2 separate regions of the Mus musculus genome follow, and region 1 is linked to region 2. The links are chromatin loops, found by intact Hi-C in ENCODE. Cell type or tissue: left cerebral cortex. All regions are shown on one strand. Links, peaks and the distances in the headings refer to the core of each region. The heading gives the core; the rest is flanking DNA.

Region 1 (2,914 bases), core at 313-2,812, 150 kb after region 2:
CAGGTTTCCCACTCTAAGACATGATTACCTCTTGTATAGCTTGAACACTTTCCACCCTTATCTTCTGGGGCGTGGGAACTTTGGTTTCTGTATAAAATGCAGGACACAGTATAAACTATTGAGTTTTCTCCTGTTCTTCCTGCTTCGTAAGATTTGTGTGTAAGAAGATTAGAGCAAGGTATTAGTGGCAACTGATTGAGTGTATTTCCCTTTTAGTGTGACAGACCGTGCAACTGTTGGCAGCTATTTGGTTCTTACATCTGGGCTCTGAACGTGTTTGTTAGCAGTTTGTCTCAGCGTGGTCACACAGGTTGTGGGATAGCAGAGTGTGGGGCGCTAGGAGCAGGCTTTCCCTTGCCTCTGGGATTGGCTGCCTCAGGGTGTTTGTCTGCGTCCTTCAGAAGACAGCCTGTTCTGCCACCAAGAATGAAGACATTTTGGGAACAAATTCATCTCACAGAATGGCAAAAACATTCATTCCCCACAGGCCTTGATGACAACAACAAAGTGACAGGCTGTATGCAGACTAAGTATGCTGGGAGATTTGACTTTGGGCTATCTTTCATTCCAAAGTCACAGAAAGGTGATCGTGAAACATGTTCTTCAGGGAAGTTGAATAGAAAGAGCTTAATGATCTTGATGTGTGCGGCTGTGATTCTTGCTTCTTTGCCAGCTCAAGATGGCATTCTCGAAATACCTGAGCATATCTGTCTCCAAGGTTGCCTGACTACCAGTGAGAACTGCTACGCACACACCTTTCCTCAGCAGGGTGACGCTGGGGAGGTGGGAACCCAAGCCCCTAGTGTTTGCCAGTTTCCATGTTGCCAATTCTCCCACCATGGCCCATTCCCAGTTCTGCTGCAAAGGTCCTGGGAAGAGAATTGGGAGGGGCCTGTACTCTGATCAGTCCTTTGGGCAGGTAGAGACTTTTGACCGTCTTCTGTGCAGCCTTCCCTGGGTACTGACTGTGGTTAAACATGGTCTTCATGTGGTGTAAATTTCTTAGTGTATTTGGGCTGAATAGAATCTTGGATTAAAACCTAATGTTTGAAATAGGATCCCTAATTTTACAATATTCACATATGTTGGACAGATCTGGTTTTTATATGAAGAATATATATATATATGTGTGTGTGTATATATTATATATGTGTGTGTGTGTGTGTGTGTGTGTGTGTGTGTGTACAAGGAGCAGGGGGGTTGTTGAAACTAGACTGACTGCTGGCCAGCTTACAAATTTAGTTCAGAAAACAGAGGGGACACACATCTCTGTTGAAATGACAAGAAAGGGTGGTACTTTTACATCTACTGGGTTTCTCATGAGCCAAAGGTTTTTCAATATCTTGTAATTTCACAGAGAACACATATGGGGAAACCAATGTGTCAGTTTGTTCTTTTTCTATGGCCCGTCTGCAGGGGCATGACTCAAAGTGATTGGTGCCAGAGACAGGGCACTTGGTTTATACACATATGGTGGGAATACTGTTTCCTGGTGTGGCAGAGAAGAGACTGCATGGTGGCCCTGCAGTACCTTTGGTTTAGAGCTTTGGTACTACCTTTGGCTATTGCCTGTGAAGGAAAGACACTGCCCTCTTAAGATGATAGGACACAGACCCCACTTCCTGGCTTTCTCCTCTACATAGCTGTGGAACATTGTTCTGTAACTCACTCAGCATCTCACACTGCATTGGTCTGCGATGCTACAGTAACCTCGGGACATCCTTCCTGTCTGTGCGTGACTCTGACAAAGTGCAGGGCAGACTCATGTGGATGAGGGATGGTGATGCTGTTGTGGGGGAACCTGGGTAAATGTGGAGCTCCTGGACTACCATGCATGGTGCCAAATGATGCCATTTTAATATTATGGGTTGATGGTTTATTCTCTGAGAGGCCAAATGCTTCAAGTGAGCTCTTTTACCCAGTTACTGCAATTATTTATACTACCTTTTTTTTCCCTTTCAAAAAAGAATTGAGGTTGTGCAAATGGAATGCCATATGATATGATTCATAAACTAAGAATAACAGGCCCCGAGCTAAATGGAGAAAGTAAATGCTGCGAGCTGCGGAGATTTGCTTTCTCTGTCTCCTAACACTCAGTGCCGTCGTTGAGTGAGCAGAATGCTTGTTTTCTGTGCTCTCTCCCCCGGCCCACCAACCAAAGATAGAAGAGAAGCCTCTCGCGCATCAAAGGGCTTAATTTCATAAACCGAGAAGGGTTTATTACAAAATTGGTGGTGTTTCAAAACTACTGCCAGGATGTAAGTTTATAGATCAATAGTTTTAGGACTAAAATAGCTTTATTCAGTGTGTTTTTTCTTCACCTATAGGTCTCATTGTATCTTAGACGGCAGTTATTCACTAAAATAGAAAATGGTGCACCCCAGTAGAGATACAGCCAAGAATGAACTGTGCTTATTCCCAGCCCTTATGTATGGAGCCTGAGCTATCGACTCCCACAGACCTGGGTGCGCTTCGCTTCGGTTTCTCACTGGTGAGAGTGGTACATAGACAAGAGGCCATGAGGACTATGGCCAATGCTCTTGATTTTTCTCTGAGAGATTTCAGACTCACCCTGTAGTTTGAACAGTGTCCCTTAATAATATCTCACAAGTTCACCGGAGCACCCTGTAGAGGCCACCACAGCTCTCTGTGGCTGGGAGTAGTCAAATTAACTTCTTGAAGAGGCTCTCAACTTCTGACTACAGTCTCCTATTTGGGAACGTGAGGGATGATTCTTACCCTGTGTCATCCTTTCCAAGCCTGAGTGGCTGTATGCTAACCTTAGCACTGTGTGTTTGCCTAAAATCCCAGAATGCGCTCCAGATAATCAAGAGAAGAAGTGCCCCCCCCCCAATTCATGGTGCTCTAGAGTTTTTTATTTTATAAGCTCTTTAGGAAAAAAAAGGCATACAGG
Region 2 (2,914 bases), core at 200-2,699:
TGAGTTTGTTTCCTTTTCTGCATTTCTGGCTAATAAAGCTAGGACTTATTTACACGAAGGTCCTTAGGGGAAATCAGGGAATGCAGTCAATAGAAAGAACAGGAGTTAATGAAATCATAATTATATTTAGTTTAACTGTTTGCTTAGAAAAAGCAATGAGAGAATTGCAGTGAGAGAGGAGGGCACGGAGAGCTTGAGCCTGGGACAGGCGTGTAAGGAGTAGCCATGTAGGTGAGATACAGGGGAAGTGGGAATCCCAGGGAGAGTGGATGGAGGCACAGAAGGGGAGCAGCGGGAGGGCCTGGGAACCAGCCTAGAGGCTTCTGTGAGTTCTTTTGTTCTCATCAGTCAGACACTGTGAAAAGTGTGTCAGTTCACTGGGTTAGGACCTTGACTGCTGATGCTTGGATGTCTCACACTGCCGTTGTTTTGGAACTTTCGCTGGAGATTGTTGTAGTTGTGAGTTTTTAAGCCGGCTGTGGTAGGAACAGCACACCCAAGCTTGTGCTGTGTGCATGTTGTGTGCACTTCAAGAATTGTGTTAGGAGCTTCTAGGTAGCATGGTGTTAGGCAGTAAGGGTAGCTACCTCAGGGTATGTTGGGATTCAAGATTAGTGCACACAGGCTCCACCTATGCTTGGAGTTCAGAGCAGGGCTTGGAGGAAGTTGATTAAAACCACTGAGTTTTAAGCATTATTGAATGGTAAGGTTGATGCTGGGCTTGGGAGAGCCTTTGAGGTTGCACACGTGAGTTTGGCATATCTGTGTGTACCTGTTTATGTGTATGTTTAGTTTAATGTGCATGGAGAAGCCAGAAGTCAATGTTGGATGCCTTCTTCACTCTTTATTATTTATGTGTTTGTATCTATTTATTATGTGTGTGTGCATATGCATGCATGGGTGGGTACATGTGTGGATGTCAGAGAACAATATGAGAATCACTTCTCTCCTATAACATAGGACCTGAGGGCTAAACTCAGGTCATCAGGCTAGGCAGCAAGAGCTTTTACCTGCTGAGCCATCTTGTCTACCCTATTTTAGTTTTCTTTTTCTTTCTTTTTTTTTTTAACAACAGGTGCTCTCACTGAACATGCAGCTCATGACTTGACTGGGCTAGCTGGTGGTTCATCTCCATGGATCTGCCCTGTCCCAGCACAACACTGGCTATCCTACAGGCACACACCACCATGACTGACTTTGTATGGTGGTGCGAATCTGAACTCAGGTTCTCAGGCTTGCATAGCAAATACTTCATGGATCGAGCCATCTCCCTGGCCCAACAGGCGCTTCTGATGCGGCTTCACGTTGAGGATCGTGAAGCATTCTTGCTGGTTCGGCTGGACTCACATGCTAGTGGGCGTGTGAGGAGCAAGTGGGCGGGGACAGGTGGGCGGGGACACCGAGGTCCAGAGGATGAGTGGCACCTTCAGTGGGTGATGCTTGTGAATGAGGTGGGAGAGGGTGATGGATGAGCACCATTTAGGAAATGACGTGGTTGCACTGAGATGGGGAAGAGGCACTGGGTGGGGGTGGGGGATCACTCCAAGGCTTTCTGGCCTCTGCCTGCCAGAGCAGGGTGGGCAGCCACCAACCCACTCCTTGAGAATGTTCTCTAATGTTTTTATTTAGCACGGTGCAATCTTGTATATCTGAGATTTTAAGATGTAATAAAAATGCATGAACTTCAGTTTGCCAAAGCCGGGTGTGAGGTTGAGACTTTGTGTTTCTTCTCCCTGATTGGATCTTACCGAGGCCTCAGGATGGACTTCTGCTGGGTCAAAAAGTACAAGCTGAGTCCTTGCAGGGTCAAGCCTCACATTTTACAGGCAGGGAAACTGAGGTCGGGTCCCAGAATTCCTTGCTCTCCCACCCAGGCTCGGCGCCCGACCACGCCTCCCCACACTGTGCTTGAATTAGGAGAACATTCTTTCAGCAGATCTCCACGCCTCCGGTCTCTCTCGGCTTGAAACCATCCTACACACAGCTGCTGGGATAATCTTTCTAAAGCCATTTTTATCATGTCACTTCTCGGCACGATGTTTTCGGTTGCCTTTTGTCACATCCAGATTTCTCCTTTCTGGCTCTCGGGGCTTTCTGCAAAATGTCCTCTTTCCCGGGGTTCACGATGAGCTTTTATGGGAAGCTGCCCCATATTGTGTGATTCCCTACGTTCCTTGTCATTTCCTGCGGCTAGGCCTCTGCATCAGCCTTGTTACCCTCCCGGAAGGTTCTTTAACAACTCCTGTTACTTTTCTTCACCGACCCATGTTCATTCCTCACCTCGGAGCCCTTGCCTTATTTGAATTCACTGCTACAAATCCTTTCCTTCCCCCTTACTATTCCTTTGCCTTCTGGCCCTCTTTAGCAGCTTACAGTCTTACATAAAATATAATAACCCAGCAAACCTAGGGTCATGTGATTACCTAACTTGAGAAAACAAAAACGGGCAAACCGGAACAACAAAAGCACACATGCTCAGTGGCACAGCCCTGCGAAGTTGCTTTGGAAAATGGTTTCCGCTGGGTGCTGGAGATTGTGTGGTCACGCCATGGCCGTTTGTCTTACCAATGTTTTAAAGAAGGGTGCTTTGTGGTTGAGCTGCTCCCACGCTTCACTGGCTGGTAGCATAGTCCGTAAGTTCCCAGGAATGGCATTTTGCCACAGCGAATCCTTCCTCTGGATCCATGGGTGTGCCATCAGAATCGTATATCATTACCAGTAGCCAGTTCTTGGTGCTGAGTCACCTAAAATGGCCCACAGGCAGAGAAGGAGTTTGGAGTCACTCTGCTTTGCATATGAGCTCAGGTGGCTCTCCTTGAAAGGCCACGTGTCTTTCATTTTCTTCTTTTGGATTCATGAATTTAGCAGTGTTTGGGTGGTGTTGAATTGCCCAGCTCTCTGCATTGGAGTCACT

The links. Peaks named below come from ENCODE experiments on the same cell type or tissue, not always from the same donor. Only the 100,000 strongest peaks of a DNase experiment are listed, where the experiment ranks them.
Region 1: it touches region 2 in a loop (7-fold over the local background); 4 of 42 quality-filtered maps call a loop at or near these places.

What each region holds. Positions count from the first base shown.
Region 1 is chr8:14,259,984-14,262,897 of GRCm38, forward strand. The region is part of intron 3 of Dlgap2 (DLG associated protein 2); the gene reads left to right. Among named protein-coding and RNA genes, the nearest start is that of Gm26184, 12 kb to the right of the region's middle. In left cerebral cortex, for the core only: no CTCF peak of the experiment used is centred there; DNase peaks (open chromatin) are centred at 320, 1,508, 2,059, 2,416 and 2 more places; H3K27ac peaks cover 2,170 bases.
Region 2 is chr8:14,111,506-14,114,419 of GRCm38, forward strand. The region is part of intron 1 of Dlgap2 (DLG associated protein 2); the gene reads left to right. Among named protein-coding and RNA genes, the nearest start is that of Dlgap2, 17 kb to the left of the region's middle. In left cerebral cortex, for the core only: no CTCF peak of the experiment used is centred there; DNase peaks (open chromatin) are centred at 1,432, 1,979 and 2,684; H3K27ac peaks cover 2,375 bases.